2 separate regions of the Homo sapiens genome follow, and region 1 is linked to region 2. A link is a contact called in ENCODE Hi-C or POLR2A ChIA-PET data. All regions are on one chromosome and are shown on one strand. The core of a region is the stretch at or near the end of the contact, and the rest is flanking DNA. Distances in the headings are between cores, read along the strand shown.

Region 1 (5,745 bases), core at 741-3,240, 520 kb after region 2:
AGCAATGGAGATTTTAAGACTCATAGGTTTACACGCACACTGGTGAATCCAAATGCTGTCCCAAATATATTCAGATAGAAATTATACTCCATTGACAAGAGAAAAAAGACTGCTACACAAATCCAATTTTTACCCACAGCTAAAACCGTGGTTATTTTGAAAATGAATGGCTGAGTCAAGTTCAAAGACTCCAGGACCAGTTACTGAGATGCTCTGTACCATCAGAACGGTCAGTGGGGGCAGGGCACGGTGGCTCACACCTGTAATCCCAGCAATTTGGGAGGCCGAGGCGGGCGGATCACCTGAGGTCAGGAGTTCAAGACCACCCTACCCAACATGGTGAAACCCCGTCTCTACTAAAAATATAAAAATTAGCCGGGTGTGGTGGTCGGCGCCTGTAATCTCAGCTAGTAGGGAGGCCTAGGCAGGAGAATTGTTTGAACCCGGAGGTTGCAGTGAGCTCAGATCTCACCATTGCACTCCAGCCTGGGCGACAAGAGTGAGACTCCGTCTCAAAAAGTAAAATAAAATAAAATGTTTTCTCGCCCAGAATTACTGCAAATCACAAGCCTGAACATCCTTGGAAGCTCAATTCAAACACTGCCTCCTTCCCCAGTCTCTCGGTGCCCGACAATCCCTCCTCAAGAGTCCTCAGCATTTCCCACAGTCATTAACTTTTGCCAGTTTTAATTACCGTAATTAGTACCCTTCAGAAAGCAGCTCTTAGAAAGCGAAGGCTGGGCCTTACTCACCTCCGTCTACCCTACAACAGCAGCTCCCAAACCACTGGTCTCCAGCCCCCGCTGGGTTGGCCTGGGGATTTAGTAACAGATTCGGAAACCCCACTCTCAGGGATTCGGATTTACTGGGGCTGAGGTGGGCCTGGAAATCTGAACGTCTTAAGTTTTCCAGGTTTTCTGCCCCCAAGTTAAATTTTGTAATAAGGCCCTAAACTACAACATCAAGCTGGAAGTCTTGCATATGAAATATTCACGCGTTTTGACAGATGAAACCCGGAGACTGTAACCCACAGGACGCAGGGATTAACACAGGCCCTGTTTCAAGCTGCTAGGATGCTGAGCTCAAACCACAGCCCACAGGGACTCCCACTGGCAGGGGCCAGCGCTTAGGAGATGAGCGGACCCCTTAACTTCAAGGAGAGGGGGAACTTCCCGTGGACCAGAAAAAAAAAAAAAAAACTACTGTTAATTATCACAAAATCACAGGATGACAGAGGAGGCATCCTGTCTTCCAGGCTTCAAAAACACGAAGGATTAAGATGGTGATTAATTCAATCTCCAGTGCAAATAAAAACGCCAAGCCCCTGAACTTGCACCGGCCCGGAACGCGGCCGTTCCACAGCCCGCGGGTGAAGTGCGGCCCGGAAGCCGCGGGCGGGCGACGCGCAAGGCAGCCCAGGCCGCGGGTGGAATCGGGGCGCGGGGGCCCGCGGTGCCGCCGGGCGTTCAGAGCCGGTCCCTCGGGTCGGCCCACGCGGTCGCGCCGGCGCCTTTCACCGCCACGCAGAGGGGCCGTGGCCACGACGGCTCGGCCCTTTCCTTCCTGCGTAGCGAAAATGGCGGAGCGGCCTCTCCGAGCTCCGCGAGCGACCGGGCCTCCGACAGGGCCGCCAGTGGGCCGGACGGGGCCTGGCCAGGCAGGAGCAGGCCCCGTGCAGCCCGCGCCGCCCGCCGCCTCCCAGCGCGGGCGCCGCCTCAGCCGCCCCGGGCCTCAGGCCGCCCCCATCCCGCCTGCTCTCCCTTCCCTGGCCGGCCCGGCGGCAACGCCGCTTACCGGCAGCCGGGCGCGGCGAGCGCTCGGGCTCCGGCAGGTCCCCGAAGAGGTCCATGGCGGAGGCTGGGTGGAGGCGGCAGCAGCGACAGACACTCAGCCCGCGAGCAGCGGCCGGGCTCCACACCCCGGGCGGGCGGCAGCAGCGGGCGGGCGACGGGCAGGGGCGGCCGGCGCCGTCAGTCACCTGCAGGGAGAGTCCCGGACGCCACCAATCGGCGCGCGGCGTGGCCCGGCCGCCCCAGAGGGCTGCGCGCGGGCTGGGCGGGGCGGCTGGGGGCGGGGCGGTGCGCATGCGCGTGGGCCCCTCCCGCGCCCCGACTGCGAGCCGGGCGGACGGCGCCGTCTGGGCCCCGCGGTGTTTCCCGCCTTGGCGAACCCCGGGCCCCTCCTGCTTTTCCTTGGCTGGGGGTGTCCGATTTCTGTCAAGTTTCGTTGAGTTCCTGTCCAAGAAGCCCTGTCCAGAGAGAAACGTCTGAGCTCAAGGGCAGCCCCTGATGCCTGGGAAGGCTTTCTGGAGCTCTTGCCATCTCTTCGGCTCGTCCTTTCACCACGGCGTGCCTGGTTTCTGGCCTGTTTTAGAGACTGAGAAACCGAGGCTTGGATGGAGCGGCCCTGGGCGTCAGGACGGAAACCTCAAAAGATGCCGGAGGGAAAGGAGGCATTCCCTGACTTGTCTGCACCCACTGGTGTCTGTGGGGAGCGGAGAAGAGGGGCTCCTCCTTAATGGTGTCCCCCTCCATGCCTGTAAAGAGAAAGGCGGCCACTGACATCGGGGAGCTGGCCTGGTTCTGCAGCCAGGACTTGGGGTTGGTCTGGCACAAACAGCTAGGCCTGGGTGTTCTCTTTGAATGTGAACAATTTCATAAAACACCAACATCAGGCCGTGATACAGATCAAGAGAAAAAAACAGACCACTGTGTAATCAAGTGTGAACACAGACAAAACAGGAACACTGTCCAAGCCACAAAAGTGACCACATTCCCCTCGTCTTGGCCAATAAGAGTGATTGCTGCTTCTTTACCATTACATGTTTAGCCTTTGTCTCGTCCTCCTGCCGTCTAGATAAGCTTCATCAAGATATCCAATCATGGAATCCTCCTCTTCCTGACATCCAATCCGGAGCAAAGGCCCGTTTCCATAAATGTTTCCCCAAATCAACTAACACAAACCCAAATCTTACACCTCCGTTCCAACATCGTTTACCCAAGTTCCCCAGGTTATGTGGTCTCCCTCCATGCAAAGAGTTTTCAGCCCAGTTCATTCTGGGGCAGATGTATTTCTGACGCTCTCTGGCTGTAGGACATGGAGGGAGCCCAACAAGGCTTCATGCCTCTCATCTGCGTGGCTTCTCACTAGCAACCGTTTGAGATATTCATGCTGCCTCCTCCATTACAGCAGAAACACTCAAGTAACAATGCTTGTAACCGTTAAAGAAAGAGGAAATAAATACAAAAAGCGGCTCAACATTAAAAGGTTTATTTCAGAGAATAAACCTGAGAGGGGATTCTGGCCAATTTCGATCAGGAGCGCTCTCTCTTACAGACTAAGCATTCTCTCTTACAGACTAAGGATATTTAAGGGTTTTGGAAGTGGGGGAACGTTTATTGCAGGGTTGGAATGTCTCTGGTCGGAGGGGAGGCTATTGGAGGAGAGGTTATTTCAGGGTTAGCATGTTTCTGGTTGAAGAGAGGTTTATCTTAGGGTTGGAATATTTCTGGTTATGCTGACATTAGCCGTTAGGCTGATGTTTTGGGGTAGGATTTAGGTGGTTTTTTAATCAAGGGGAACTTAGAAAGGTGGTGTTTGTCCAAGATGGCAATGCTCCTGCTCTATCAATCCAGTCTCTATAGTTATGAAAAGGACAAGGGGCAGCGCATTTTTTCTGGCTACTTCCTGCTGGGGGAGTGAGCAGAGAGTTCTTTGGTTTCAGATTGATTGTAGGAGTAACGCTGTCTGTAGATGTTTTTGGGTAATTGTCTGTGAGATGGCCATGATCCTGCTGGTTAAAAATCTTTGAAAAAGGTGGCCAGGCGCGGTGGCTCACGCGTGTAATCCCAGCACTTTGGGAGGCCAAGGCGGGTGGGTCACGAGGTCAGGAGATCGAGACCATCCTGGCTAACATGGTGAAACCCCGTCTCTACTAAAAATACAAAAAAAAAAAAAAAATAGCCAGGCATGGTGGCGGGTGCCTGTAGTCCCAGCTACTTGGGAGGCTGAGGCAGGAGAATGGTGTGAACCCAGGAGGCGGAGCTTGCAGTGAGCCGAGATCTCGCCACTGCACTCCAGCCTGGGCGACTGAGCAAGACTCCGTCTCAAAAAAATAAAAAAAACTTAGAAAAAGGTTAATTAAGCAGGGTAAGAACATTATTCCTAGGCATATTTTTAGGAGAGAGCCCAGGAATGGGATGACCCATATTAGGACTTTGTTTTTAAACCAGTAATTTATTTGGTTGTCTTGTTATTCTCTTAGCTTTTTAGCCCTTTCTTTAAGTTTTTTAGCAGCGTCTCTTACTAGGCCCAACTGATTGAGATAGAAGCAACATTTTTTACCGAATGAGAGGCAGAGGTCCCCTCTTTCAGTTGTTATAACATCTAATTCCTGTCTATTTTGGAGGACTACTCCAGCCAAGGAGTCTACTCCAGCCAAGGAGTCTAGTTGGCCTTGGACTCTTATAAGGCTTTGGGCCATATGCTCTAATGAACTCTGCAGTTCTGTTGAAAGAGATTTCAAGTATGTTAAGCAGGTGGCGAATCAGCCTGCTCCCAACCCAAGCCCGGAGGTTATACCTAAGGCAGCCATTAAAGGAATGACGTGGATGGCTCTCCTCTTCCTAACATATTGGATGGATGGAACGGGTAAAGATTGATTAGGAGGAACTAGTCCAATGGAGGGAGAAAGATAAACTAGGGTACAGGTTCTGGTCTGGTTGATGGGGAGACAAAGAAATATGTGTTGAGACCACACAAAAAGAACAAGCCTTTATTGTAAATACAAGCAGAGATATGGACAGAAAATAAGTGAATTAAAGATGAGGTGTTTGTTCTTTCCTGTGGTTCATTACTCCAGGTGGACAAGGAGGAGGCCTGGGAGACACCTACTATACTAGAGGTATAGGAAGAGTTATTTTTTACAGATTTAATGCGGTCGGATGCTGCACTATTGATATTGAGCCAAGGAAAATTGTGGGCACTAGGAGCAGCACAGGTTAGGCTGGAGGCATTGGCTGAGGGAAAGGCTGTCAAACGAGCCAGCTGCAGAAATGCTCCGTTCGCTTCAGGTGATACTTGGTAGTTAGCCTGGTTAGTTTGATGGTCAGAGGGGTGTTTAACAATGATAGTGTGGTTGCATAGGTTAGATGTTAAGGACCCTACAGGGAAATTTCCCTCCGAGGCTGAAAAGCAAAGTGAGGCTCATTATAAGAGGAGGAGTGTGTTTAGTTATGGGCCCTTCAATGGGAGGGCCGTGGGGCTTAAGGCGCTGTAGGGAGTTATCCTAGGTTTGAAATAATTTGTTGGCCTGATCGGCCCTGGAAGTGGGATAATCACCGACTAGAGTGTCAGCTCTTTCAAAAAAGGAAGCTCCTTTTTGGAGTTTATAAATTAGGGTTGTGTTTCCTGTTAAAAGGTCATGAAGGAATGTAGGAAGGGCTGTGTAAGCTAAGGAAGACAGCGATAAACACACCCAGCATTCCAGAGCAAAGGAAGAGTTAGCTTGCCGCAAGAGAGATTGTGTAAGGTTTATAGAGCGTTCTAGTTTGAGAGCAGTGAGGAGTGGTTGTATTGATGAGGTTGATGTGATTAGGGAATTTATATTGAAAGAAACAAGCAAAAAGCGAAAAAAGTTATTTGGGTAGGAGTAAAGTCCTGGAAAGTTCCTTGAAGCCATAGGTCCCATAGAGCAGTAACGAGCTGATCAGGATGTATAATGGGAGCTTCCTAAGGGCACCACTG
Region 2 (6,103 bases), core at 369-2,868:
CATGGAAGGGCTCTGAGCTCAGGTACAGTGCACCTTGACTGGGACACATACAGCTCTGAGGCAGGTCCTTCAATATTGGGTCCTCCTGCTCCTTATCCTCCCTCAACTCTGCCATCCACTCTTCCTGCACAGGAAGCTCTGCATCTAGTTATCTGCCCTCTCCTGGCCACTTTGGTGTCCTCATTCCCATGGAGCTCACAATCGGATCAAATCCTGAGTCAGTACAAGATGCCAGTGCCTGCAGCTCCCCTCCCCGCTCCCCACACCCAGCCTTTGGTCGGCAGCCCCTCAGGCCTTGCCCCACCCACTCCATCTTTTCTCACTGTCCTTTCAGCCTCCAGACAGGCTCACATCTCTTCCATCCTTAAAAACCGACAAACCATGAATAAATCTCCCCCATGCAAAGCCTTTTCCTTGGTCCCGCCTTCCTTCAAGGCTGCCGTCTACCATTTATTACACATGCACAAATCACAGAAAATGTTTAATTGCCAAATTTTAATGGCAGAATGTAATGACCAGTGTTTTTCTAGTTGCAAATTAAAGTCTTTCCTGACCTTGCTCTCTTCACTCTGTGGCTTCCAGGAGATGTCTCTATTTTCTGACTCTCTAACTACCCCTTCTCTGTCTTGACTTGTTCTTACACACCTCTTATCCTTCCCATGTAAGTGTCTCAAGGTTCCTTCCTTCAGGCTCCTTTCTGTTCTGTGCATGCTGCCTGATTTTATCATCACCTTTAACTAATCGGTAGTGTGTGCTGAGGTGCCTGTTAGACTCCTCCACTGAGGCTTTCTGCCTCCAATTCAAATTCAGTTCAATCAATAATCAAACCCATCACCTTCCTTAGAAAATCTAAAGAGATTTAAAAAGCAAAAACAATAAAAGACCTATTAGATGAAAAATAAGTGTGATGAATTGCTGGGTGCTAGGTAGTTATGAAAAAATATCCTAAAGACATGTCATTTTTAAAAGAGTTTCTATTCCCAATTGCTACAGAAGTATAAAATACTGAAGATCAATGAGAATTAATGACAATTCATCAAAGTCCTCCATTTTGTTAGGAAAACCATTCATCCATCTATCCATCTACCCACCCATCATTTATAAGGCACCTACCATGTTCCAAGCAGTGAGAACATGCTTTTAATCGGGAGAGCCCATTCATAACCTGGGGGTGGGGGCTGAGGGAGGTGGTGGGAGAGGTTCAGTACCCAGGTCACAGGGCAGCTGTGGGAAGGCTGCATGCTGCCATATGTAAGCCCGGCACTGGAGCTGTTGTGGATGCTGGAGACAAGCTCACTGTTGCTTTCCAGACGCTCTTGCTCTTCTGTCCACCGGAGGCAGTCAGGACCCTGGCCTGAGGGCCAAGAATACTTTGTGCCTGAGCTGGACCAGCTGGCCGTGGGGTACCACCTTCTTTGCAGACAGCAGGCAGGGTCTGGATCCCCTGCTTGATGCTCCTACCAGTGCCCCTAGTCTTACTGGGAGATCCGGCTCCTGGCATTGACCTGGGTGTGTGCCCTGCTTTGCCAGTGCCCCTGGAGTGGGAGGTGTGGTCACTGGTCCACCAGGAAGACAGCTAAGGGCATTCGTTGAGTCCACGTGATGACTTTCTGCTCTGAGTGAGGCCCCTGGATGGCTGGGAGGAAGGAAGCAGCTCTGCGTCAGGCGGCGTGCCGCTGGTGCATTCCATCATGATGTGCTAAGGGCTGAGGAGACCTGGGTTGAAAACCTAGCTTCGCTCTTCCAATGTGCATCTGTGGACAAGTGCTATAACCTCTGTGAGCCTCAGTGTGTGGATAAAGTCTGTTGTAAACTGAAAGGTGCTGTGTAAATTTCAAGTGATCATTTCATGAGCCACACGTATAACAGATGTGTTTTTAGATATTAGTCAAAGGGATCCAAATAGGCCAGGTGTGGTGGCTTACACCTGTAATCCCAGCACTTTGGGAGGGTGAGGCGGGTGGTTCACTTGAGGTCAGGAGTTCGAGACCAGCCTGGCCAACATGGTGAAACCCCATCTCTACTAAAAATACAAAACTAGCTGGGCGTGGTGGCGCACACCTGTAATCCCAGCTACTCAGGAGGCTAAGGCAGGAGAATTGCTTGAGCCTGGGAGGCGGAGGCTGCAGTAAGCCAAGATCATGCCACTGCACTCCAGCATGGGTAACAGAGCGAGACTCCATCTCAAAAAAAAAAAAAAAAAAAAAGAGGTGATCCAAATAAAGCAATAACATGAATGTAAGCTCATGGTTTGTAGAAGTAATTTACTGACATTTATTCTGCTGTCATGAGTATGGCTAGTGATTCACGTTCATGAAAAACAGATGTTAGGGCTCTGATTTAGAAAAATGACTTCATGTTAGTTATCTGACTAATGGGGAGGCTGAGAGCCACTGTGTCCTCCCCGTCTGCCCTCAGCCTTGTGTTGTCATCCCTGTAAGGGTTTGTCTCTGTAGCCCCAAACCACAGTGGGAGGCGCAGCTAGTGAACCTTGCAACAGACTAACACCATGGAGACAAAGTAAACCATGTTTGGGTGTGGCCCCAAATTGGCTAACTGTTCTGGCATTTTCTGGTTAGCTATGATTCTGATGTTCCTAGAACAAAATTAGACCATGCTACTGGCCTTTCGTTCTTTTCTCAGGAGTCTCCTATACTTCTGAGAATGGATTTTTAGATTTCAGACATGTAATTTTCATTGAGAGGGCACAGAGGAAGACAAAGTTATATCACAGGCCTGGCAACTTTTAAGGATGCCCTCTGAGGCAGTCAGACAAAACCCAAAGTACCCTCTCAGTGCAGAGATTCTGGGCTTAACCAGTGATGTCGGGAGGTCAGTTCTGTGTGTCTACAGGCCATTAACTGCAGTTTGGAAGGGGCCATAAATTCCAAGGCACTTGTTAGAAGGGGCTGTCCCTGGATCATCCTTACCAAAAGAAGGAGGAAGTCAAGCCCTGGTCACTGACCTCTCAGCTCTTTAGTTAAGACCCTGGGCCCCATGCTGGTATGGTCCAGATGGACCCCCTTTTTTTTTTTTTTCTTTTTTTTTTTTTTTTTGAGACAGAGTCTCACTCTGTTGTCCAGGCTAGTAGAATGCAGTGGCATGATCTCAGCTTACTGCAACCTCCACCTCCTGTGTTCAAGTGATTCTCATGCCTCTGCCTCCCAAATAGCTGAGATTACAGATGTGCACCACCACACCCAGCTAACTTTTGTATTTTTAGTAGAGATGGGGTTTTGTCATGTTGGCCAGGCTGGTCTCGAACTCCTGGGCTCAGGTGATCCACCCTCCTCGGCCTCCCCAAGTGCTGGGATTACAGGTGTGGGTCACTGTGCCTGGCCCCAGATGCACCCTCTTCCGAGGAAACCCCCCACCCCCCTGCTCAGACCTTTCCAAGGTGCCCTCGGGGTTTTAGTTTTGTCTTCGAGGTGTATGATTTAACGTTACTCTGCCAAGCCATCTTTAGAGCTGTGAGTACTGGGATGAACATTTTGTGTATCTCCATGTTTCTATAAAATGCCACCTTTCAGAGCCACACCCACACCCTGACTTCTGACCCGGCCTTCCCATGCGTCAAGTTTGTGGGTTCCAGTCACCCATTCACCACCCTCACAATTGACCTTGCTCTACGTTGAAAAAAAAAAAAAAGACTGGGGGTGGGAGAGGGGACTACCTCAGAAGGGGGCTTCAAGAAGGGGACTTTAAAGTTACCTGTATTATTTAGGTTGGCGTAAAAGTATTGCATTTTTCGCTGTTAATTTTAATGGAAAAACTGCAATTACTTTTGCACCATCCTAATAAAACTGGGAGGCAACTGTGGATCCTCTGCATTTTATTCCTGGGGCTCTGGGATCTAAAAACACCAAGAAAGATGTATTAGCATTCAACTTACAGTATAGACTTTGCTCTTGAGCTGGGGATGGTTCTGAGACTTCCACCTCACAGGACTGGCTGGGCTGAAACCCAAGTCAGAATGTAGCATCCTCTCATCTAGAAGGGTGTCAGGATGGCAGTTTTCTTTAATATGCTACTACTTAGCAGAATCAGAAACCAGCCATTATTTTATTGCTGGTAATGTTCATTTGTTCCTGGGACTAAGACTCATCAGCTCGCTGCTTCTTACTCTGTGAGTGTCCTGGCATGGTCCCCTCCCTGCCACCTACATCCTCTGCAGCAGCCCCTTCCCACAGCTGTTGTGGCAGGCAGTGGGTTTGTTCTCTTTCCTGGGCTGCCCACAGTCTTGCTGCCTGGCCCATCCCAGTTCTTGGTCTGGTGCCCAGCTTCCTTCCTGCTATGGAGGAGGAGGAGGAGGCCTGGGCACCTTGAGTCAGGGCACCTACCAAGGGGACTCTATCTGGAAAAGAGGGGACTCCAGAGGCAGCAAGGCAGGTGCTGGTTTGCTTTTACTGGACTCCCAGGACACTAGGCAGCAGGCTAGCAGGGCAGCTCACCCTGACTGTGCCCAGCGGGATCCCCGTGTTAGAGCCTTTGGTCCTCACCCTCACAGCGGGCACTGTCATTATCACCGGCATGTTTTGGGTAAGACTCCAGGCACAGAAGCTAAGTAACTTGCTCAATATCCCTTAGTGAGTGGCAGGGCCAGGAACTGAACGAGGTGGCTTAATTCCAGAGCCCACTTCTTAATCCCTTCCCTGTATGGTTTTCAGAAGCTGGTAACTAGCAATTGACTGGCAGCCTGGGGGTTAGGAAAATGTGTCTTGTGGCAATTACAGGTGTCTTCAAGCATTGCCTCAGGGACATGCCAAGGGAACGGAAACCAGTCCCAGTACCCTGCTCTGGGAGATGTGGTCACAGGGTTCGGGGTGTTGAGTAGCTTTAGAATCTGCCTATCTAGATCAGAATATTCAAAATCAAGTCTCAGAAGAAGAGGGCTGTTTTATTAATGGGTTATCATTCTCATCAGTGAAGTTGTGACCACTGGTAAAAGTCTAACTGCTTTCTACAATAAATTCCCAGAGAACATTTAAAATTATTTTCTCCAAATAATTGCACTTTAAACAATCAAGAATTGTGATAGGCCAGGCGCGGTGGCTCACACCTGTAATCCCAGCACTTTCGGAGGCCAAGGCAGGCAGATCATTTGAGGTCAGGAGTTCGAAACCAGGCTGGCTAACATGGTGAAACCCCGACTCTACTAAAAATACAAAAATGAGCCGGGCATGGTGGCAGGTGCCTGTAATCCCACCTACTCGGGAGGCTGAGGCAGGAGAATCGCTGGAACCCGGGAGGCAGAGGTCGCGGTGAGCCGAGATCGCGCCATTGCACTCCAGCCTGGGCGACAGAGCGAGACTCCATCTCAAAAAAAAAAAAAAGAAAGAAAGAAAGAATTGTTATAACAACATTTAAATAAGCGTTACAGGGAGAAAACAAGCTATTGAAAGGTAGGCATTTCATTATCTTTGAAAGTTGCTTTTGTGAGCCTGAGATGCTGTCAATCAAAGACAGCTTGGCCTCTGTTCATCTTAAGTTCAACGTTTCTTCCCCAGCGGTTCTCTAGGCCTTTGCTCGGCCCCTCTTTTCCTTCTCCCCTATCCCTCCCAAGTCGTCCTTCGGCTCCTCAGCACCCATTTTCCCTGCTGCACACCCTCCTGACAACTCCTGCCCTGAAGCCCTGGGCCCGGGTCACGGCGGGAAGGTGAGTGCTCACAGGCGCGAGCTCACGTTACCAAGTTGGGTCAGCGTGCAGAGAAAAGGGAATTGGGAATTGGAGGGCTGTAAAATGTAAATGTGCTTTAAATTTTACATTTCCTGGCGTGGCCAGGACAGGCTGACCTTCCGATTACAATCCGCGTCATCCCGTCGCTTCTGCCCCCAGCCTGGCGAGGTCGGGAACCGTTTCCCGCAGGACTTTCATTGGGAGTTACGAGGGCGCCCTGTGCCTGGAGGTGGCGCGGGCTGGAGCCCTCCCGGAGGAGACCGGCGCCTGGCAGGGGGTCGTCGCGGCCGCAGCCTGGACGGTGTGGACCCCGGGTTCTGCGACGCCAGATCGGCCCCAGCGGCCCGCACCCGCACCCTGCAAGCTCGTTCTCCCCTGCGGGCCGCCGCACCGGGCCAAGGGGGGCTGTGTGCACGCAGCTGCGTC

Evidence for each region. Hi-C counts contacts between places; a loop is a spot of excess contacts on that map. ChIA-PET counts read pairs that join two places held with the same protein, here RNA polymerase II (POLR2A). Pooled maps may share reads with other maps.
Region 1: a loop to region 2 is called in a pooled map, with 5 times the contacts of the local background. The contact joins the promoter of ILKAP here to the enhancer-like site in region 2. A Hi-C loop is called at or near these places in 4 of 168 maps with a recorded cell type or tissue (CD4-positive, alpha-beta T cell, CD4-positive, alpha-beta memory T cell, CD8-positive, alpha-beta T cell and 1 more), 10 of 37 single-sample maps with no recorded cell type and 15 of 50 pooled maps. POLR2A ChIA-PET finds 5 or more read pairs at or near these places in 5 of 52 experiments (BJ, CD4-positive, alpha-beta memory T cell, GM12878 and 2 more).

What each region holds. Positions count from the first base shown.
Region 1 is chr2:238,201,705-238,207,449 of GRCh38, forward strand. It overlaps ILKAP (ILK associated serine/threonine phosphatase), which reads right to left and starts at 1,991. Exons shown (of 12, transcript NM_030768.3): 1 at 1,795-1,991. The coding sequence starts at 1,849. RefSeq lists enhancers at 978-1,037, 2,000-2,872 and silencers at 1,408-1,497, 1,618-2,187.
Region 2 is chr2:237,685,418-237,691,520 of GRCh38, forward strand. The region is part of intron 1 of LRRFIP1 (LRR binding FLII interacting protein 1); the gene reads left to right. It overlaps LOC124906128 (a long non-coding RNA gene), which reads right to left. Exons shown (of 2, transcript XR_007088145.1): 1 at 3,893-6,103; 2 at 957-1,636. Among named protein-coding and RNA genes, the nearest start is that of LRRFIP1, 61 kb to the left of the region's middle. RefSeq lists enhancers at 941-1,442, 1,352-1,421, 1,443-1,942, 5,663-6,103, 5,722-5,771 and a silencer at 5,972-6,103. Within about 2 kb of position 1,619, at least 30 of the 41 ENCODE cell types and tissues checked have a DNase peak (open chromatin) inside an H3K27ac peak, as active enhancers do; they include CD4-positive, alpha-beta T cell and CD8-positive, alpha-beta T cell, where a contact is called at or near this core.